Regions from separate parts of the Homo sapiens genome. Here regions 1 and 2 are each linked to region 3. Evidence: chromatin loops called from intact Hi-C (ENCODE). Cell type or tissue: PC-9. All regions are shown on one strand.

Region 1 (8,000 bases), 240 kb before region 3:
ATACAGATGTGCTGGGTGGTGGAATTCCTTATGTACATTCTGTCATTTAATCTCAAGGATACCTCTATAAAGTAGGCACTGTTATTAATCCCACAAAGTCTCACAACTTTGGCACAAAACCAAAGTTGAACCTGGACCTTTTTACCTCTAGAGTCTGTAGAGGTAATACCTATGTACTATGCAACTTGTCTCCCAAAGCACAGAACACAGGGCTTTCTAAAGGCTACAGTTCTCTAAAAGTTGAATTGAATGGCATCCCATATTTAAATGCTCACTGCTACATTAAGAAATTAAGAAATAATCATTTTCATTTTAGAGAAGTAAGTGCAACCCTAAGACATTAATTTGCTAATTATTCTTCCTCATGGAGATAAAATCTTATAATTTATCTTATCTCATATGCTACATAGACATTTCCAACTTTCATATATTATTAACCTTAACCTCTGTGATATTCAGGTAACATTGAAATAGAAAAATGCAACAATGTCACACACAAACCTTTCTACATAATATGGTGAAAGGAATGAAATATAATGAGTTACTTTTACTTGGAAAAACATAATGTTACTCTGCTTTGAATCAAGGGTGTTAACATTTTTAGTGTTAGCAATAATTTGTTTTCTTTCAATCATACAATTATTACATTTATTTTCCTTAGTAAAATGGAAGAACATCCCAATTGCCAAATACTAATGACGCATTCTTAGGGTCTCTATGTGTAATCTTATTAGGTTTCTGTTTTCAACTGGAAAGTTTATGAAGCCAGTATTTGTTTATCTTGGGGGAATTTTGCTTATGCATTGAGAAGACACATTTACCGTTTTTCCACAGGCAATCCAGGCCAATATTTGTCCTTCTTTATCATAGCAACAAAAGTTTTTCACTTTGCAATCCTGTGTAGTCTGGATAGATTTAGTCTGTTTTTCCAAAAAACATTAATAGAATACCTGCTGCATGTTTTTTCAAAAAATATTTTTTGTTCTTCATCTTTAAAAGAGTATGTTTATCCAGAGAAAGTTTATGAATCAATATGAGATTTGTTTTATATTTTTAAAAAATATTCACTTGAACTTTGATATGAAGCATCCTCAAGAGGTAGTTTTGTTTTTGTCATTTTAATATTTAAGCAAATAAAAACAGCTATTTGTGATACTAACAATTGTGTTTTTAAGATGACACAATTGAGCTTCATTCCCCCTTTTTTGTAATACTGCCCTATCACATGAAATAATTAAGAATTAAAACATTAACAGGACACTGGGATTCTCTCAGAGTCTTCTCTGGTTGGCTAGATCTGGCACAGAATAATGGCATGAGGAAGAAGCAACTTTGATATATTTATTTTTGTTCTAATATGCCCCCAAAATTGATAATAATAAAAAACTAACATTTGAATTTCATACTTTAACATGACTTTCAAATACATTTTCTTCTAATTTGGCTTCACATCTCTCTTGTTGGTAGATATTAATCCCAATTTAAAGAGGACACAAAGATTCTGAGCAGTGGGTGGCAAGCCCAGCTCACCTAGTTAGTAGAGTTACAAATGAAACTTTGGAGTTCTGATGACAAGACTTGCATTTTCCACGATTAGATGCTGTGAAATGAGGAAAATAAATGGAGTAGGCATTTCTAAAGAAATTTAAATTACAAGACATTTAAACCTTTCTCTTTCAATATACCTGTATCTTAGATTACCAAACTTACTGATTAGGTGAGGGTGGGGTTTGGGTGTGACAAGTAGAGATAACCTAGAACAATCCTTCAAATTGGTCACCTTGAAAATGATAGACAAACTGAGGCTATTGTTTTAACACGTGAATCCTTTACTTTGTTCACAGCTGCAAACATTTTTTGAGACATTCCTGAGAGCCAGTTCACCTCAACAGGCTTTTGACATTATGAAGGAAGCAATTGGCAAACTACTGCTAGCGGCTGAAGTATTCAGTGAAACATCTACTCTGGGACCAAAGACCTTCCATAGGTAAAAAACAAATTTTAATTTAAAAAAAAAAGAAAAGAAAGAAAGCAACCTATCTTTTAAAAATTGTTGGTGGAAATGTATCTTAATTATCATAAGTAGGTGGTACTTGGAAAATTTTATGTCAATATACAAACATGATCTTCTAAACATATGTGGCCATATTTATAGATCCTAAAACTTTAGAACGTGTGGCAGACTCAGTAGTATCTAAATAGTGGTAACAAGAAGTAAAGTGCGCATTTTCAAAGTTAATCTTTTAATTGCAGCCGCCTTTTCAAGTGCAACTGTTTCTATCATAGATACTTGGCATTGACTAGGTATAATTTTACTTATACATAATAAATTTCATTCTCAAATATCCCACTGATTTCATAATGCAGAGGAGAAAATGAAGAACTTTATTAAGAAAATTCAATAACTCCTATTCCCATATCTGTTTACTTGACTATAACTTATTGCCTTTGTTCTAAGGAAATGTTAAATCTCGTACGTCAAAAAGTGGGGGAAGCACATCAATTTAAACCTTATCATAATTTATATGTGAATAGGTACCTAGCATGTAGGAGTAGGAGAGTTTTCTTCTTCGTATTTAGGTTTCCATGGATTAACTTTATTGCTTAGTTTAATGTGTTATGAATATTTAGGTATATTTTTATTTTCTATAAGAAATAAAACAGAATCCAAATCCAAAAATTTATCACATGTAATTTTACATTATCCAAGCCACTGCTCTTTTTAATTAGTAGATATATTGAAAATTAACAATAGTGATTATTAATATGACACCAAATAAGAGTAAATGTAGCAAGAGAATATAGTTTTTATTATTATTATTTTACTTTAAGTTCTGGGATATATGTGCAGAATGTACAGGTTTGTCACATAGGTATACATATGCCATGGTGGTTTGCTGCACCTATCAATCCATCATCTAGGTTTTAAGCCCTGCATGCGTTAGGTATTTGTCCTAATGCTTTCCCTCTCCTTGCCCCCCAACCCCCAACAGGCCCCAGTGTGTGATGTTCCCCTCCCTGTGTCCATGTGTTCTCATTGTTCAATTACCATTTATGAGTGAGAACATGCAACGTTTGGTTTTCTGTTCCTGGGTTAGTTTGCTGAGAATGATGGTTTCCAGCTTCATCTATGTCCCTGCAAAGTACTTGAACTCATCCTTTTTTTATGGCTGCATAGTATTCCATGGTGTGTATGTGCCACATTTTCTTTATCCAGTCTATCATTAATGGGCATTTGGGTTGGTTCCAAGTTTTGCTGTTATAAATAGTGCATTAATAAACATCCATGTGCATGTATCTTTACTTTTATGGTACCTTGTGTTTTCATTTTAGATGCAGATTCTGCTTTCAACTTCTAACTTTTGATATTGGTTATGGCAGTTTCATGTACCCTGTAGTGCTCCAGGTCAGTATGCCAAAGGCCTCATGTGAGCTTCTACCTTGTGGTGAGAGATCAGTGTGTGTGTGTTGTTGTTGTTGTTTTCATTCATAGTAACCAATCAATAAATAGCAATTTGCAAAAGTACTGTAGGCTTATATTCACTGTGGTTCAGACAATTAACTAGTATGTGGAGAATCTATGAGTCCAATCCTGCCTATGTGTCTCTGTAAAATAAACATGAATTTTTCTATGGTTCAAGTACTATTTGTGAAATAAATGTGGTATGAAGTCAAGTATGCATTAAAGGAAAAAAGAGGATGTGTAGATAATAGAAAGTAACAGATTATCTGGCGTATTCACATGAGGGTATAAAAAGATAACTTTTATTTTTTACATATACATATTTAGTTTAAAATTGGTTTATATTTAGTTTAAAAAAACCATGGGAATTTTTGAATTTTTTTTTCTGATATAGATATGTGTAGAGTGAAGTGTTTTTGCCCATTTTGATTCTTTTCCTTCCTCTCAAATTAAATATACTCATTCATATTATCTCCCCCAACATATTTTGTTTTTCCTCTAACATAGCCCTTAGAGGCAAAAACATAAAAAATAATTTATTAAATTAGTCTATAGAAAGTTCTACCTTGGAATACAGGGTGGGAAAAAAGGAAGAAGGGGAAAATAAAATTATGTATAACTAGAATATAGCTTTGTATAACATTTCTGTGTCCTCAAACTATTATTCCGGTAAGCCAATTACATTATAGATGGCTCATACATTTGGTTAAATAATTCCAAGATTTCTCCATAAAAATTTAAAACTTAATTAACTGACACTTTTAAATACTCATTTTTTCATTGTTTTGCATGCATACCTAATAGTTTGTATTATGCTTTTTAAAATCTGTTGTTCAGAAAGAAATGTTATGTATTATCTTCCATGAAAGCATATTCTTCAGCTATAAAGGGTATCGAGATAAACTAATGTGACTTTATATTAGTTAATTTTCTTATACTGTACATTAAATAATTGTATCTTTAAATTGTATCTTTAAAAAAAATTACTCACATTTATAAAACTGTTGACTTCCAAAAAGACCACTAGATGTCAGTTCTGATCTATAATCCAACAGGAAATAAATCATGTCTTAGAAGTAATTCCATTGTCTTAAAAGTAAATCGATGAAAAATATTTGCTGTGCTTTTGTTCTTTCAAAGGTACACGAGCATTTAAATTTTCAAGATTATGATAATATGGATTTTGAGGACCAAAATACAGAAGAATTCCTTTTAAATGACACTTTCAATTTTCTCTTCCCTAATGAATCATCACTTTCCATATTTTCTGAGATATTTCAGAGACTTTATAGATCAGATGTTTTCAAGGTAAGTGCATATTTGTGTACTGATAAATATTTTTTCAAGTCATTCCTTAGAAGGTGTCATTCTCCTTATTCTGCAATTCAGCAACTTGATAATTCACTTCAAATTAATTGGTATCTATTATATCACACTTCTTAATTTTTTCTGACCTCTGGACTAAGATTATTTTTATGTCAACTAAGTATGTAAGTGACTGATTATGATAAAATTATGGGTTGAAAATTAAGTATAGTGTTCATAATTTCTTATTTTTTCTTTTTGTTTTTCTTTTTTTCTTTTTCTTTCTTTTTTTTTTTTTTGAGACAGAGTCTCGCTCTGTCACCCAGGCAGGAGTGCAGTGGCACGATCTTGACTCACTGCAACCTCCGCCTCCTGGGTTCAAGAGATTCTCTTGCCTCAGCCTCCCAAGTAGCTGGGACTACAGGCATGCACCACCAAACCCAGCTAATTTTTGTATTTTTAGTAGAAACGGGGTTTCATCATGTTGGCCAGGCTGGTCTTGAACTCCTGACCTCGTGATCCGCCTGCCTCGGCCTCCCAAAGTGCTGGGATTACGAAATGTTTGTGGATATTATGAATAATATGTATTGTATGCTACAGAATACTTTTTTATTTTTTAATTTTTTCTTTCATCTTATAAGTTCAGAGGGTACATGTGCAGGTTCATTACATGTATTATAGTATACTTTAAAAGAAATGTTAGAACTCTTTGGAGGCAGTCTAGAATAGCAGTGAGTGCTCCAGATTGACGTCAGAGGACTTGAATTATAATGCTATTTTTTTTTAAGCATTCACATCTATTGTCATGTTTGGGCAAATGCCAATGAATAGAGCAGAGTGCTTCAAAATAACATGGATTGATTTTTATAACACGTTAGCATCTCCCCAACCTCACTACCAAAGCATCATTGAGCTATTTTATCCAGGTCCTCCCTGTCAGATATGAAGCTTTCTTATATTCAGACACCACTGTGACAAGTTGAAGTTGCTATGTATTATTTAACATTAATTAGCTCAGTTGTTTATAGAACTCAAAATCTGATTGGTTGATGAAATGGGAGGTAATTGGGTTGAACATGGTTTGACTTTTTAACAATTGCTTAAGTTCTTTCCCCCTACCAATACAGGGTGAAAACTATCAAAAGGAACTAAATCAGTGTCTGTCCTTAGAAGAAATTAACTCAATTATGACTTTCATAAAGGAACTTGGAAGTCTGGGACAATTCCAACTGGTAAAGCAAAAGTGACATTTGATTCTTTCTTGGTGACTGGGATTAGAGTAGATCACTGTAAGCTACCTGATTTTGACATCAAACTAGATTAAGTATTTCTTTAAGAAATAGAAATCTTTATAAGCTACTTTGCTCTTTCAGAGATCTAAGTAGCAAAATGAGCAAGATTTATATGCATAACTTTAAGAGTTTGCAAACAATATGTGACTTATTAAAGGTAAAAGAACATGGGATTAGCATAGCTGCCAGAATTTGACAGTTTTCAAGGGGAAAATGCCAACATTTTTCTGAAGAAGTTTTACTTTTAGCTTCAGAACATTTACATGCAACCAAAAGTTATTTCTGCTTATTATCCCCTTGTTATTTCTGCTTATTATACCCTTTTTGTTTTTGTAAAATCATATAGAGTTGAAAATAATATTTTAGAAGACTGCCTAAACCTTAATTTCTTATAACTCTATATCAAACTTCAAAGAAAGAAAATGTAAATAATTATAACTTTTACTGGCTTATATCTTTTAAAAAAGGCATTCATTTTATCTTCTATGTATTTTGTTAATTCCTTGGTTAGTATCAAAGGATAATTTATTGAGTGTGAAATGCATGTTTAATACTTGTTTTCTTTCCAGTTCTGATACTTATATAGACTGAAATGAATTTGTATTTTTCCACCTAAGATTTGTTCATATGAAATATCTTTTTGAAATAGCATTCTTAATCATTAATCATTTATTATTACCCTGATGTTTCACTCAAGTATTTATCTTACTTGTAAAAAGTATATGTGTGTGTGTATATATGTATATATATATATATATATATATACGTATATATATATATATATATATACGTATATATATATATACATACATACACTACTTGTATGAGTTTAATCAACTTACTAAGTTAATTAATGAGTGTTTGATACTCCTTTTTCTAATTTGGTCCCAAATTTTGGAGGATTCAGAGTAAGCTAATTTCCCCAAAGATAATTGAGTTGGCACAATATCATTTTAACTATTTTAAACGTATAAGTATTACATTCACAACAGTTTGACTAAATACTATAAAAAGATAATAAAAGGGATCTGCCTTGCTCTTCAGGAATTTATAACTTTAGATACTGTTACTATGGAGAACATTTCTCATCATAACTTGAGGAAGAACTAAATAATTATTTTGCAAGAGAAAGAGAAAATTCCAATTTCCTGGTTCTCACAGTAGAAAGGAGATAACCACAGATTTTTATTTGCGGGGGAAAGAGGGGAAGATTAATATTTCTCACTCTGACATAATTCATTTGTAACCCAAGAGGCTCTCTCATTCTTCCTGCTGCCTAACTCTGTTATTCATGTGTCTTCTGGTATCTGTAACAGGAAAGAGAAATCCGCTTATATTCAATGAAAAGAAAAAAAAAAACTCACCCTATTTGGAAATATGATCATCAACAAAATTAGTTTCTTATAAAAAGTGGCATTTACATCAACAACTTTGCAGAAAACTAATTTATGGTACTGACCAATGGATTTTTAACAAATATCTGACTTTTTAAATAAATGACTAAGTATAAGGCTGTTCATAGTAATACTACATTATAATTTGTTTTCCATAACTTATACTGATATTTTGTGTTCTCAGCTCTTCCCATCTACTACTCCTGGGATTCAGTCACTGATGCATGAATTTTATGATGTGGCAAATCCTGTGGGAAATCCTGGCTCAGTCCTGACCCAATACTGGTCTCTTTTAAATGTATTTGAACAATTTCAGTTCATGAATAAAAAGACACAGCCACATCCACTGGAATGGTAAGATAGCCACAAATTTGAATTGTACAATCCAAAAAATCTCTAGTTTACAGATTGATTTCAAAAGGCTTTGCCTATGTTAAAGCAAGCAGCAACAACAAAAAAGTGTGTCCAAATTTCCATGCTCAGGAAAATAAATGTCTTTAAACATTGAAACCATAATGATTCTAGTGGTCTTCAAACACTTTAATA
Region 2 (8,000 bases), 76 kb after region 3:
CGGGTATGCCCTGCCCCCAGAGGTGGAGTCTACTAAGGCAGGCAGGCCTCCTTGAGCTGCGGTGGGCTCCACCCAGTTCGAGCTTCCCAGCTGCTTTGTTTACCAGCTCAAGCCTCAGCAATGGCAGGCGCCCCTCCCCCACCCTCGCTGCCGCCTTGCAGTTCCATCTCAGTCTGCTGTGCTAGCAATGAGCGAGGCTTCGTGGGTGTGGGACCCATGCCCTCTCTGACCTCTCCTATTCAACATAGTGTTGGAAGTTCTGGCCAGGGCAATCAGGCAGGAGAAAGAAATAAAGATATTCAATTAGGAAAAGAGGAAGTCAAATTGTCCCTGTTTGCAGATGACATGATTGTATATTTAGAAAACCCCATCGTTTCAGTCCAAAATCTCCTTAAGCTGATAAGCAACTTAGGCAAAGTCTCAGGATACACAATCAATGTGGAAAAATCACAAGCATTCTTATACACCAATAACAGACAGAGAGCCAAATCATGAGTGAACTCCCATTCACAATTGCTTCAAAGAGAATATAATACTTAGGAATCCAACTTACAAGGGATGTGAAGGAACTCTTCAAGGAGAACTGCAAACCACTGCTCAACGAAATAAAAGAGGATACAGGCAAATGGAAGAACATTCCCTGCTCATGGATAGGAAGAATCAATAGCATGAAAATGGCCATACTGCCCAAGGTAATTTATAGATTCGATGCCATCCCCATCAAGCTACCAAAGACTTTCTTCACAGAATTGGAAAAAACTACTTTAAAGTTCATATGAAACCAAAAAAGAGCCCGCATTGTGAAGACAATCCTAAGCCAAAAGAACAAAGCTGGAGGCATCACGCTACCTGACTTCAAACTATACTACAAGGCTACAGTTACCAAAACAGCATGGTACTGGTACCAAAACAGAGATATAGACCAATGGAACAGAACAGAACCCTCAGAAATAATACCACACATCTACAACCATCTGATCTTTGACAAACCTGAAAAAAACAAGCAATGGGGAAAGGATTCCCTATTTAATAAATGGTGCTGGGAAAACTGGCTAGCCATGTGTAGAAAGCTGAAACTGGATCCCTTCCTTACACCTTATACAAAAATTAATTCGAGGTGGATTAAAGACTTAAATGTTAGACCTAAAACCATAAAAACCCTAGAAGAAAACCTAGGCAATACCATTCAGGACATAGGCATAGGCAAGAACTTCATGTCTAAAACACCAAAAGCAATGGCAACAAAATCCAAAATTGACAAGTGGGATCTAATTAAACTAAAGAGCTTCTGCACAGCAAAAGAAACTACCATCAGAGTGAACAGGCGATCTACAGAATGGGAGAAAATTTTTGCAATCTACTCATCTGACAAAGGACTAATATCCAGAATCTACAAAGAACTCAAACAAACTTACAAGAAAAAAACAACCCCATCAAAAAGTGGGTGAAGTATATGAACAGACACTTCTCAAAAGAAGACATTTACACAGCCAACAGACACTTGAAAAAATGCTCATCATCACTGGCCATCAGAGAAATGCAAATCAAAACCACAATGAGATACCGTCTCACACCATTAGAATGGCGATCATTAAAAAGTCAGGAAACAGGTGCTGGAGAGGATGTGGAGAAATAGGAACACTTTTACACTGTTGGTGGGACTGTAAACTAGTTCAACCATTGTGGAAGACAGCATGGCGATTCCTCAAGAATCTAGAACTAGAAATACCATTTGACCCAGCAATCCCATTACTGGGTATATACCCAAAGGATTATAACTCATGCTGCTATCAAGACACATGCACACGTATGTTTATTGTGGCACTATTCACAATAGCAAAGACCTGGAACCAACCCAAAAGTCCATCAGTGATAGACTGGATTAAGAAAATGTGGCACATACACACCATGGAATACTATGTAGCTATAAAAAATGATGAGTTCATGTCCTTTGTAGGGACATGGATGAAGCTGGAAACCATCATTCTCAGCAAACTGTCGCAAGGACAAAAAACCAAACACCGCATGTTCTCACTCATAGGTGGGAATGGAACAATGAGAACACTTGGACACAGGAAGGGGAACATCACACACTGGGGCCTGTCGTGGGATGGGGGGAGGGGGGAGGGATATCATTAGGAGATATACCTAATGTAAATGACGAATTAATGGGTGCAGCACACCAACATGGCACATGTATACATATGTAACAAACCTGCACATTGTGCACATGTACCCTAGAACTTAAAGTATAATAATAAAAAATTAAAAAAAAAGAAAAAAGAAGGTAGGATCCAGGGTTAGTTTTTGTAGCCTTGGCTGGCCCCTTGGCCTCTGGCATACTCGAACTTCCGGCCCTTGGAGCGGACGTAGGGTTTGGTGTGGCTGTGTGGGGTTCCCAGGGCCTTGTCGAAATGCCAGTACACCTCTCGACCCTTGCGAGGACCTGAGAGCAGGACGGTGCCGCAGACCTTGGGGGAGTCCAGGGCCAGCTGGTCGAAAGTGAGGTTCTTGCCCCCCACCCTGAAGATGTGGCTGCGGGCCCGGCTGGTCACGCCCAGTGCACACACCTTCAGTTTGGGCACCTCCTGAACCCACACGTCATCTGTTATGGTTCCCACAACCACGGCCGTTTTGTTTTCCTGGCCAGGAAGCTTCATTTTCGGGATCATCCGGGAAAGGGACAGAGGTGGCTGGTTGGTGCACTCATAAACAACCTCTTCAGCACTATTACTTTTTTTAAAGTGCCCTAAATATCCTTATCAGAGGGGTATTCTTACTTTCACTTTCTCTTTTTTTCCCCTCAGGGCTTTCTTGCCCTCTATTTAAATCTTTCTTCTAAAGCTTCTCTTCCAGTCCTAGGATCCCCAATTCTTTGTCTCCCTTGTCTTCCAAGGGAACATTTTTTTTTAACAATTCTTAATTATGCAAAGAATTTTATTTCTTCATTCTCTCAACCATTCCAATTCTAACTGAGCTCTAGGGCCTACCTACATTTAACTAAATGAAACTAAACAACAAAATCATCAGGATATGGCTGACCTATATTATGGAAGCAAGCTTGAGTCATCTTTTTTAATAGGAATTTTGTCTTCTTCCTACAAATGCATTGTTGCCAAAGAGAGTCATAGAGGGAAGGATTTTGCATAGGGAGAGATGAGCTTGGGATGGGTAGAATCAAAATTTCAGAGAGTTTTAAGGGGTGGGTAATGGGCTTTTGCACAAAATCGTAAAATAAAGAAAAAGAGAGAAGGGAGCTTTTCAGCTGAAGGTGGATAAGGTTTCTATTAGTCATCTGTGGGGAGAGATAGATGGATATTAAAAGGAGAGGACAGTTTACATATATAGAAATTTATAAAGGCCTAAATACAGACACAGGAAAGACAACCCACCTGTTTCTAGCATCCTAGGTAGCACATTTGTGTGGAGCCAATAAAAAAAGTGTACACAAATAAACCAATTATATTCAGGTATGTTTTGAAAGAGCCATGTTGACTGGCCTAAGATGTGGGAAAAAAGCCAGGGATTTTGTTCACAGTAAGTTCAATACAAACAAATCCAGTGATTTGCCAAAAGAGCTAACTAGTATCTTAGCCCGCATTAATGCAATTTCAGTCTCTTTAATAGTGTAGTGTTGTTCTACAGCACTTACCATGGGGAGTAAATGAAGCATTTCTAGCATGGTAATGAATCTATTGGTAGTACAGTCATTAATGAACTGTTTTTTGTTTTGTTTGTTTTGTTTTGTTTTTGACGGAATTTCGCTCTTGTTGCTTAGGCTGGAGTGCAATGGTGAGATCTCGGCTCACCACAACCTCCGCTTCCTGGTTTCAAGTGACTCTCCTGCTTCAGCCTCCTGAGTAGCTGGGATTACAGGTGCCTGCCACGACACCTGGCTAATTTTGTATTTTTAGTGGAGATGGGTTTCTCCATGTTGGTCAGGCTGGTCTGGAACTCCCGACCTCAGGTGATCCACCCACCTTGGCCTCCCAAAGTGCTAGGATTACAGGTGTGAGCCACTGTGCCCGGCCCTGGTTTATTTTTATTTTTATTTTTATTGTTTTTGGTTAAGTTTTTATTTGGTCATATTAAGACACAGTAAAGTTTTGCTTCTATAAAGTGAATAATCATTAATTTTTTTTTTTTTTTGTAATTCAAGGGAAAACTTAAGTTTGGTTGGTTAATTTTCCTTTTTCCCCTCTATATAGATGCTCTTAAGAGAATAATTGTAGTTAAAAAAACATAAGTAATTACACTTTTGGAAGCCAGCATGTTACATTACAGTTGTGCAGGGAGGATCAGAGGTAGAAACCCCAAGAAGCTACTGCAGGCCTGACTCCTTCTTCCCTTCCTTGCCCAGCCCCTCTAGTTTTGCCTGAGGGATGCAAGGTAAACTACATCAACAAAGGTCCAGGAACCACAACAATTCTGAGGTCACAAATCATCTAGGCCTGCAGGTGGATGCCCTAGATTGTAGGCATTGATGCCAAGGAAGGAAACCACCCTCTTAACACCTCACGATCTGTAGGGCATTGACAGCAGAGGCTTTTACTCCTCAGCCCCTCCCCTGAAAGGCCTTGATTAGGAAGGTAGCTGAGTCACCATAGAAAGGCCAAGTATGTGTAACACAGCCAATACTGAGAGTGAATTCTGATAGACAACCTTTCTCCGAATTATGTTTTATTTCTGTTTTTCTATATCCATATTGTTTTCTATATTTATTTTCATATATTCTATATTCAGAACATAGAATATGATTCTGAATATATAATTTTTAATATTTAATAGAGACATGGAGACATTAAATATTAAATATTAAATTTAATATTTAATAGAGATATATTTAATACAGACATGGAGAAACCCCATCTCTATTAAAAATTCTATATTCGGAATATAGAATACAATTGAGAATATAGAATAACACAATTCTATATTCGGAATACAGAAGAACGCAATTCTATATTCGGAATACAGAAGAACGCAATTCTATATTCGGAATACAGAAGAACGCAATTCTATATTCGGAATACAGAAGAACGCAATTCTATATTCGGAATACAGAAGAACGCAATTCTATATTCGGAATACAGAAGAACGCAATTCTATATTCGGAATACAGAAGAACGCAATTCTATATTCGGAATACAGAAGAACGCAATTCTATATTCGGAATACAGAAGAACGCAATTCTATATTCGGAATACAGAAGAACGCAATTCTATATTCGGAATACAGAAGAACGCAATTCTATATTCGGAATACAGAAGAACGCAATTCTATATTCGGAATACAGAAGAACGCAATTCTATATTCGGAATACAGAAGAACGCAATTCTATATTCGGAATACAGAAGAACGCAATTCTATATTCGGAATATAGAATATATTCCTATATTCTATATTCGGAATACAGAATTATATTCCTATATTCTGTATTCCGAATACAGATTTATATTCCTATATTCTGTATTCCGAATACAGAATTATATTCCTATAGTCTGTATTCCGAATACAGAATTATATTCCTATAGTCTGTATTCCGAATACAGAATTATATTCCTATAGTCTGTATTCCGAATACAGAATTATATTCCTATAGTCTGTATTCGGAATACAGAACTATATTCCTATATTCTGTATTCGGAATACAGAACTATATTCCTATATTCTGTATACGGAATACAGAATATATTTCTATATTCTATATTTCGTTTTTCTATATTTTTCTATAAATAGAATGCATCACCGACCCAAGGGATTCAAACATCATGGGTATCAGAATCACATGTCCCTCCCCAGAGATACTGCCTCTGTCTAGAATCCCAACAGCCCCCTTTAGGCACAGTGTCACCCCTGGGTTTTTTCCTGAGATAGTAAGCTGTAGCAGGAGACCCTGAGAGCTGCGGTTGCTTTGTTGGGAGAATAAGGCAGTAATCTGTAGCCTCACTTCCTCAGCCTAAAATGACGGCTTGGCCCAAATGACTTGTAAGTTTCTTTTCAATTTCTACCTTCTGCAAAAATAGCAAAAGGAAGTTTTCAAATTTTCATTTATAATATCCTGGAAAACACAGGACAAGTGAAAAGGCAATTTGTTGACTAACTTGATCACGGTAAAGAGTCAAATTGGATAATTAGATTCCAAAGTGGATTTTGGGGGGACCTAATTTTCCTATTTGGCTGCCTAACAGTATCAAAATAACTGCTAATTGCCAAATCTCTCTCTCCCTTCTCTGTATGCTTAGCCAATATTGCTGTAGTGCATCAAAAAAAAAAAAAAAAATGCTACCATTGCTCAGTCCACCTGTGCATCTCCTAATAATTAAATAGTGCACTTGTAGAAATTTTTTTTGGTTGGGGGGAGGTGGGAGACAAGAAGATTTACACATATAGGGACTAGTCATAGCCTATAGTTAAGTGTCTAGCTCCAGAACCTGAAGCACAATGGTTTCTCCTAAGTGAAATTTAGGACTGTAGGACCAGCTGTAAGCTGAGACCTCCAAAATCTGCATTGGTCAGCGGTCCCCAAATTTTGGGCAAAGGGAATCACTTAGGAATCTGTAATAATACTGATATTTGGTTGCCCCTAACTCTACCAGACATGATGATTTAATTGGTAGGGGATGAGAATAGGAATCATACAATTTCCCCAAGTGATTCTAATGTGGAACAAAGTTTGGCAACTCCTGAAATTTGGTCAATATCATCGTAAAATATGCTAGTTTGTTAGGTTGATTTTTTGCAATGGTTGGGCCTAAGGCAATGTGATCAAGATTGCAGGCACTTGGATCAGACAAGCTGCTTCTTAATCTTGCTCAACCTCTGCTGGTTCTGTCTATGTCCACAAACTGGCCAGGTAATTTTGTTTAGTTTCAGCTTTCTTATTTGTATGATAGAGATAAATGTGCCCACCTCATAGTATTGTTCTGAAGATGAAATGTGTTTGGAAGGTTTTGGAAAATTGTTGGCATGAAATCTGGCACCCAGAACTTGATATATTCTAGCCATCATTATATGTTGTTAGGATTTTGAATCTATATTTTATTTTATAAGACAAAAGTCGCTGGGCACAGTGGTTCACGCCTGTAATCCCAGCACTTTGGGAGGCCGAGATGGGTGGATCACCTGAGGTCGGGAGTTCGAGACCAGCCTGATCAACATGGAGAAAACCCGTCTCTATTAAAAATACAAAAAATTAGCCAGGCGTGGTGGCACATGCCTGTAATCCCAGCTAGTCAGGAAGCTGAAGCAGGAGAGTCACTTGAACCTGGGAGGTGAAGGTTGTGGTGAGCCGAGATCTCGCCATTGCACTCCAGCCTAAGCAACAAGAACGAAACTCCGTCTCAAATAAAAAAAGAAAAAGATCTTTGAATAAGTCATCTGAGGAAGTTACCATAGGCCTTCCTTTACTTATTTTCTAAAGATAACATAATAATTATATTTTTCTTTTATATTACAAAATTAATTTCTGCAAAACAAAGCAGAATATATACCATTTATCACAACTCTTTTCTTCAACACTGTTTCGTTCTATAAAATGGAAATGAAAGTCCTGTACAATAGCAGTCACTAGCTAGCATCTAATTTAATTATCTTTATAGCATCTTTCATAAAACTAAGTCAGTAGGAGGCCATAAACAGAGAATTTAGGAAATTTTATTAATCTCCTGGGTAATAATATAGACATTTTCCTTGAATTCATAATGTCTCAGTGGGCTTTTGATTAGATATGCAACTCAAGTCACATGGATGATAACACATTGAGAACTTATGGTTGATGTGATCACTAAACATAGACTGTGAAGGTCAACAATTTTATTGCCAATTCCTCATAGCAGCTCTATCTCTAAAATCATATGTATAATGCAACCAACTTACTCTAATGCAAAATACCCACATTCTATTTTCATGTGTTATTTTCTTTTGATTTTTAAAATGTACTAAACCAATGTAAAAATAAAATTATGTATGCTTAGCCCACCTTGGGCAAAAATGCAGTT
Region 3 (8,000 bases):
CATTGTATTGAGGTGATTAAGTCAGTGCCAGCAAAAGAACACAGTCATGTTATTTATGCTTACCTCCTCCCCACATGTCAAAATATTTAGTGTCTAATACTTCTCCTGTTTTTCCTAAAAGAGATTAAATTCATATCAAATTATGCATCTGAAATATATCATACACTGTAAGACCAATAATCTCATCCAATGATTGATGTGAATTCATTAGCAGAGAAGATGTGAATTCATTAGCATTAGAGAGATGTGAATTCATCTCAAAGAATTACTTTGAGAACTTAAAATCTGAATCATATGCACCTGAAATATATTTTTAAAGGGTAATTTCTTAATAGAACTTTCTCATTAATCTTTTAAGCCGAAGGATAAATAGAAGTTCATTACTGACTGTAGACCATTCCAATTCGGTTAGATATATTTCATCGTTGTTTCCATATTCTCTTATTTTAAAATTACTCAAAAGTAAACCTTTTACAAAAAAGAAGTATCTCCTTGAATCAGATGCCATTTTCTACATTAAATCAGTTTTTACAATAAAACTTACATTAACTTGCCCTATAAAATGTATTTTTTGCTATTAATGAAATAGACAGATGTTGAACCTTTTACCTAAGGAAATGAAGAAAGCAGAAGAACAAAAATTTACCTCTTGCTGTGAAAGTAGTAAAATATATTTTTCTACACTATGAAACTACAGTGGTTTCTAACCATCCTATATATCTTATAACCATCCTACATAGCTTTATGGAATACTTATTGTACCAGAACAGAGAGGATCAATATGCAGTTAGGCCTCACTTTATGGTTTTATGTTTTCAGATTTGATTTTGAAGGAAAATTTGAGATGTTCAGGATTCAATCAACTTATTCATACTAATTAAGCTATCAGAAGAATGTGGCTGATAATGAAAAATTACAATACATTCTTATTCTTTGTTCCTCCCCCTACACCATCCTTTGTCATTTCATACGCCTTTAATCCTGTCAACCTATCTTCCTATTATGTTAGGATTCCAAAATTTGAAGCAAGATTTTATCAATGTGATGTTAGACTGCTTGGTTTCTGACAATCTCATGGAAGCTCTTGCATAGCAAGTTAGGATACTTTCAAGAAACACGCTATAAATTCTTAGACACCAAGTCTCCACCCATAGATTTTTTGCAGGGCAGGGATGGGACAGAGGGCTTTATCATCAAGAGCAGTACTTTCTAACCTGATCCTCTGATAGTGCATTTTACTTTGGGACAGAAAAATACCCAATGATTACATCCATAAGCTAAAATAATTGTTCTTACCATTTGCCAAGGCAACATTGATCCCTCTTCCAACATTATTCTTAACACCACTCATTAAACTGAAGGGGGAGAAATTGAAATAAATTTAGAATTAAATATTGTACAATAACATATCAGAAAAATAAAGTCTTGCAAAAAAAGTTAGGAATATTATACATATTTTCAATTGTTCAGTGCTGCGGAGGAAATTAAAAAGATCTCTACTAAGTCAGAGAAGACAGTCTAATACTGAATAATTTTAAAGCAATGTCCTTAAATAATATTTCACAAATAGAAATACATATTAAAAAATATTAGGCCTGAAATAATAGACCATTTTTGTGCTACACTGCTTCAGATTATTCTTAAAACATGGACATTAAGCATATGTTCTGCATCATTCTTAAGGTATCAAACAAAAGATAATCTCTTTTCTGCTCTCTTCAATACCAGCGTGACATGAAACAGAAGCGAGATACTACCCCCATCATTTAAATCTAAAAGCAAACAGAGTGGGGGAGCACTCTTTCATGAATGTTTTACCTAATTGTGAACATTCTCCTAGTGATTATCACTGTAAAGTTCGTCTACACTAAGAAATATTGCACTCATGAAATCACTGCATTGAATGACAGTCACTTACGTGGTGACTACCTGAAATAATCGACTTCCATGGGCAGCTCACAGACCACTATATAAAGACAATGACACTGTAAAATGGAAGGTACCAGTGACAAATTTGCTGGTTATCAGTTCAGTTTGTTCAATTGCTCAAATTAGAATTATTAAACTAAAATTGTGAGTTCTTTTAACTCAAAACTTCAAGGTAATAGTAATACTCCCAGTGGTGTGCTGTTAACTATTTAACAACTGCTCTGTGTTTAGGAGAGAGAGGCAATATGCACATATGTGACTACACGTGCACACACTTGTCCTTATATAGACAGAATTATATATACACATAGGTACACAATTTATTATAAACTACTAAAAGATGTATAGCACACAATTTCATAAATAAAATCTACGATGTACTTTATTATAAATCTCAGTCGATTCTCACAGAGTATTTTAGTTGATTTTTCAAACAATTCACATCTGCAGCTGAACTATGGTTGCAATTGATGAATGAGCTCAGTTCTAACAAACGTTGGATCTATGTTAATAAGATAAAATAAAGAAAAACAAATAATGGAGATTCATGTTCAAATTCCACTTGCCTGTCAATGATGACTGAATCAGATAATAAGTTTTAAATATTGGAAGACTACTTCCTACATTTTTGGTGCTATCCACCATATAATAGATATAGATAGGACATATTTTTCAATTTAATCTGTGTAATATTTTCTCCCTCACCTCAAGTCTAGAACTTGAGTCTGCAAACTTTTTGTGTAAAGAGAGAAAGCACTAAAGAAGCTATAGGGAGATACATTCAAAAACACTATAAATAAATCAAAAGAAACACTTTTTTAAAATGTTTATGTAACTCATAGGAAGGCAGGAAAATGAGAAAATGAAAACAAATAATAAAATAGACTTAAACCCTCATATATTAATAATTATAATAAATGAAAATAGTTTCAACATACCAAATAAAGACAGAAATTGGCAAAGTGAATTAAAACAGGAACCAACTACACACTGTCTACAAGAAACTCACTTTAAATATAATTATATAGGCAGTGGAAAGTAAAAGGGTAGAAAGAGACATATCATGCAAACATTAATCAAAAGAGAAATTACAATTCAATTATAAAGAAACAACCCAATTTATCAATGGGCAAAGGGTTTCAACAGACATTTCTCCACAGAAGATATACAAATGGCCAATAAGCACACAAAAACATGCTAGACACCACTAATCATCAGGGAAATGCAAATGAGATTTCACTTCACATCTACTAGGCTGGCTATAATCAGTAAGTCAGATAATAACAAGTGTTGGCAAGGATGTGGAGAAATTGGAACCTTCATACACTGCTGGCGGAAATGCAAACAGATGCAGCCACTTTGGAAAACTATCTGGCAGTTCCTCAAATAATTAAACAGAGTTACCACCTAAAACAAAATCCACTCCCTGGGAGTATAAAGAAATCAAAACATATGTCCACATAAAATGTGTACATAAATGTTTCTGTAAATGTTACTCATTATAGTTAAAAAGTGGAAACAACTCAAATGTCTACCAACTAATGAATGAGTAAACAAAATGTGGTATATCCATACAATGGAATATCGTTCAGACATAAAAGGAATGAAGTTCTGATACATGATATAACATGGAGGAAGCCTGAAAACATTATGGTAAGAAGCCAATCACAAAAGACCAAATATTATATACCACTTATATGAACTGTCCAAAATAGGCAAATCTATAAAGACAGAAAGGAAACTAATGGTTAACTTAGGGTTTGGGGGTGGGGAAGTGGGGCAGGACAAGAAAGGCATAGAAGGATATTAGCTAAGGGGTACAGGGTTTCTTTTTGAGGTATAAAAATTTTCTAAAATTGACTGTGGCAGAGATTGCATATATCTGTGAATATAATAAACCACTGACTGTATAATATAAATGAGCAAAATGGACGGCATGTGAATTATATCTCAAAGCTGTTTAAAAGTACTAGCTTGGAGCATATACATTTAAAAGGTTCTATGCTTTACTACTTAACCATTGGCTCAGCTGCATCAAAGAGAAGGAAGTTTCAAAATGTACTGTTCTGTTTCTTTCAGAAATACATTCAATAAGTAAACTCCATCATTAAGAAGTAACTGCTGTGATTAACGGGTTAAGTGCCAGAGTGACTTTTCCAAGTAAAGATCATCAAGGAGTATGATGTGGCATTTTACAGACTGAAATCTATCATAAAGCAAAGAAATAAAGGTAACAAAGAAGCACAATGACATAGGCTTCCCACAAGAGGGCAGCAGCTTATCAATTTTTAAAAACTGAAATTCAAACAGAAAATCTCTAACAAATAAAAAATCCACTGAGATTTAAAATGTATAAAGGTTAGTAACCCTTACTAACACAAGTTGAAATATTTTCTTTTATCCTTCATGAATATAAGGTACCCCTTCCCACATCTCTAGGCAAAATTCTAAAGGAAATGATTATATCATCTGTAGAAATACTCAATATATCCAAATATAGATTTGTTTCAAATAGCTACTTCATGTCCTAGTTATTAGTTATTATCTCTTAAGATGGTTAGTTTAAAGCAGGGCTTGGCAAACTATAGCTCACGAGCCAAATCCTGCCAACTGGTTTTTTGATTTGTTTTACTACTCATGAGCTTAGAATAGTTTTTACATTTTTAAATGGTTACATTTTAAATGATTATGTAAGTACATACATAATAACCTTGATTTTACCTCTTTGCCCTCATAGCCAAAAACATTGATCCCTTGTTAAAAAAAAATCCCTCAAAATAATCTCATATTCTTGCAGCAAACATTACCATTAAAATCAAAAGTAATGAATTATTCCTAATATCAAATTCATACAAATTGAAATCAAATGAATATATGCCTTAGATGAAAATTATAATTGGAACATAAGTTAGTTCTATGGGTGCTCTAACGAGAAAGAAAAAACCTGTAATCCCAGCACTTTGGGAGGCTGAGGTGGGAAGACTGCTTGAACCCAAGACTTCAAGACCACCTTGGGCAACACAATGGGACCCCATTTCCACAAAAATAGAAAAATTAGCTGCATGTGGTGGTATGCGCCTGTAGTCCCAGCTACTCAGGAGGTGGAGGTGGGAAGATCGCTTGAGTCCAGGCATTCAAAGTTGCAGTGACCTAAAATTGCGTCACTGTACTCCAGCCTGGGCAACAGAATGAGACCCTGTCTCTAGGTAAAAAAGAAAAGAAAAAAGAAAAAGTAAAGGAAAAAAAAAAGCTGCAATTACTGTTTTTCCTGAGACCTGAGGTTCATACCTGCGATTTTCTAACTAATGAGACATTTAAAACACATCTTTATCAGCATAATGTATTTTGACTTCAACTACTTATGACCACCATCCTAATTGTAATTATCACCTGTCTGTATCAGAGTTTCTCAAACCCAGCCTCTCATTTTAAGAGCCTGATAATTCTTGTGGATGAGCTGACCTATGCACTGAAAGATGTTTAACAGCATCTCTGGCCTCTACAAGGAGTACCTCCAAAGCTATGACAACCCAAAATTACAATGTTCCCTGGAAAGCAAAACTGCCCCCATTGAGACACACTGATCCAAGATTAGTAGTCTCCAAAGTGAGTTACATGTACTCAGAGCAGGTGCTGTGAAAAGACTAAATTCTCTGCTTGTGTTATTTTTATTATCTACTTATAGATTTTAGTGAATGTATAAGCAATAAAGTCTGTTACCAACAGGGAGGCAGTATGAAAGTGCTGTGGCAGTAACTGGCAATGGCCTTCCAATTGTCCTCTCTATTCCACTTCCTTAATTATTTTACACAGCAACCAGATAACTTTTTTCAATATAAATAAAATCACGACATGCCAGAATTTGAAATCCTTCCACAAGTTCTCAATACACTCAGAAAAAAGTCTCAACCCTTTACCTGCGTGGCCTACAAGTTCCTATGCAGCCTGGCCCTAATTCACTTCTCTCCAGAGCTATCCAATCTTAGGGCCTTCGAGCAGGCTTCTTCCTCCTGCTCGAAGACCAAGGATGGTCTTCCTTTCTATCCCTCAGATCTCAGAATACACATCACTGTCTTAGAAACTGTTCCATAACCCTCAATCTAAAAGTTAGACACCTCTTTCCATCCACTCTCGCCAGTACTCATCACACCCTGCTGCCCTGCAGGGCTGGTATCACAATTTGTTTGTTCATTTTTTGTTGTTGTTGTTGTTTTTTTTTTTTTTTTTTTTTGAGACAAAGTCTCGCTCTGCCGCCCACCCAGGCTGCAGTGCAGTGGTGCGATCTTGGCCCACTGCAACCTCCATCTCCTGGGTTCAAGAGATTCTCGTGCCTCAGCCTCCCAAGTAGCTAGGATTACAGGCCCATGTGCCACCACGCCCGGCTAACTTTTGTATTTTAGTAAAGACGGGGTTTCACCATGTTGGCCAGGCTGGTCTCAGACTCCTGACCTCAGGTGATCCACCCGCTTCGACCTCCCAAAGTGCTGGGATTACAGGCATGAGCCACCACGCCCAGCCTGGTGTCACAATTTATAAGTACGTATTTTTTTTAAGCATCTGTCACCCCTACTAAACTGTAAGTTCCATGACAGGAGGGATTATGCTCAAAAATACTTGCTGAACAGGTGAATAAATGACTCTCAGAAAACTTAAGACTCTTTCTTTGGACTTTAACCTGAGGCTTGGGTATAAAATCCCACCAAGTATTTAATCTCTCATGGTAATGGCAGAATGGTTCCTGAAATAAGGATGGATAGGTGGCCTGCCTCATTTAATGGTTAAAGAAACTGAAACACAAATGCTACATGACACGCCCACCATGCTAGAAGCAAATTCTCTGGCTCTAAGCCCAGTATGTATTTTACCAAGCTCCACTGTCTATGCACTGTTCGCTTTCTGACCTTAGATCTTTAGCTGTTCAACATTAGGCTGAGGGATAGAGAACAGCTTCTAAGACAGTGATGTGTACTCTGAGAACCAAAGGTCAAGAAGGAAGACAGCCAAGTGAAGAGTGAGGAAAGACCATCCTAGACAGAAGAGTATACTCTAAGGCCCCAAGATCAGGAAGATCTGGAGAGAAGTGAATAAGGGTCAGGATGTGGGTAAACAGTTGAGCTTTTTTTCTGAGTGTGTTTTGTTGTTTACGGTTTTAATCTGTGAATAAAAAACCTGCTAGTAAACAGTCTGATCTCTTCTTCTCTGAACTAAAATTCACATGCATCAAGGGGGCAGAATAGATGTCCAAAATCATCCATGGGTTAGGTATTCTAAAAGAACTTTGTTCCTGTGATTTAGAATCAAATTTGGGGTCTATTTAACCAAACAAGATAAAGAGTGGAAATGAGAATGTTTTCAAAAACCTACAAACTTCTAAAATGCAAGTGCCTTATTATGCATCAGTAAAACAGGACTATTCTAATGAGAAATCAGAAGACAAATGGATTAACAATAAATCATCATTAGAATACGGGAAAATAAAGGAAATCAGTACAGACCTTAATGATCATCTAGCTCAAGCCCTTAATTTTACAAGAAAAGTGTTGTCCCATGAAGCTCAATAAACTTCTTACAGCTAACTGCCTGCAAAAGAGGCTAGGATAAAAATTTAAGAGCTTCAATATTAAAAAGAAGAGGCACATAAACAGCTAGGAAAAGCTGCCTAGGTCTCCTCTTTGCTATAAAATTATCTCTTTATTCTATATAATTCGTGACAAATTTATTATTTTATATTAAATTTAAATAAGCCCCCATGTCTAGTTTTCTAGGCAATAGCATATTAAAAGCAACCAACTAAAAGTAGGATTTGCAATTTCAGCAGCAGGAACTTGCGAGCAACAGTTGACACTGAGGTAGGATATCAAAAATCCTAAAAACCATCCTTTAGAAAGCATCTCAACATAGGAAACCATTCAGCTTAGAGGCAAGCAGTTTGTGCTGCAATGGAACTGAGGTTATCACTGGATCATTTCACACTTCAACAAGTAGCACTCAAATATTTTAAATGAAAGACGTTGGATTTCATTTAAAATAAAGAGAACACATTCATTGTCCAGGGCAATGTTGCAAATAGG

What was found. A loop is a pair of places that touch in the nucleus more often than their neighbours do. Peaks named below come from ENCODE experiments on the same cell type or tissue, not always from the same donor. Only the 100,000 strongest peaks of a DNase experiment are listed, where the experiment ranks them.
Region 1: it touches region 3 in a loop (4-fold over the local background); 6 of 110 quality-filtered maps call a loop at or near these places.
Region 2: it touches region 3 in a loop (5-fold over the local background); 13 of 110 quality-filtered maps call a loop at or near these places.

The regions. Positions count from the first base shown.
Region 1 is chr7:121,122,487-121,130,486 of GRCh38, forward strand. It overlaps CPED1 (cadherin like and PC-esterase domain containing 1), which reads left to right. Exons shown (of 23, transcript NM_024913.5): 8 at 1,845-1,987; 9 at 3,334-3,406; 10 at 4,604-4,771; 11 at 5,896-6,000; 12 at 7,639-7,808. Among named protein-coding and RNA genes, the nearest start is that of CPED1, 140 kb to the left of the region's middle. In PC-9, CTCF peaks have their summits at 4,491 (motif pointing right) and 4,701; no DNase peak of the experiment used is centred here.
Region 2 is chr7:121,438,534-121,446,533 of GRCh38, forward strand. It overlaps the pseudogene RPL18P4. Among named protein-coding and RNA genes, the nearest start is that of FAM3C, 46 kb to the left of the region's middle. RefSeq lists an enhancer at 1-196. In PC-9, no CTCF peak of the experiment used is centred here; a DNase peak (open chromatin) is centred at 4,488; H3K27ac peaks cover 544 bases.
Region 3 is chr7:121,362,834-121,370,833 of GRCh38, forward strand. FAM3C (FAM3 metabolism regulating signaling molecule C) reads right to left here. Exons shown (of 10, transcript NM_014888.3): 6 at 1,297-1,355; 7 at 64-114. Among named protein-coding and RNA genes, the nearest start is that of FAM3C, 29 kb to the right of the region's middle. In PC-9, a CTCF peak has its summit at 4,216 (motif pointing right); a DNase peak (open chromatin) is centred at 4,198; H3K27ac peaks cover 2,025 bases.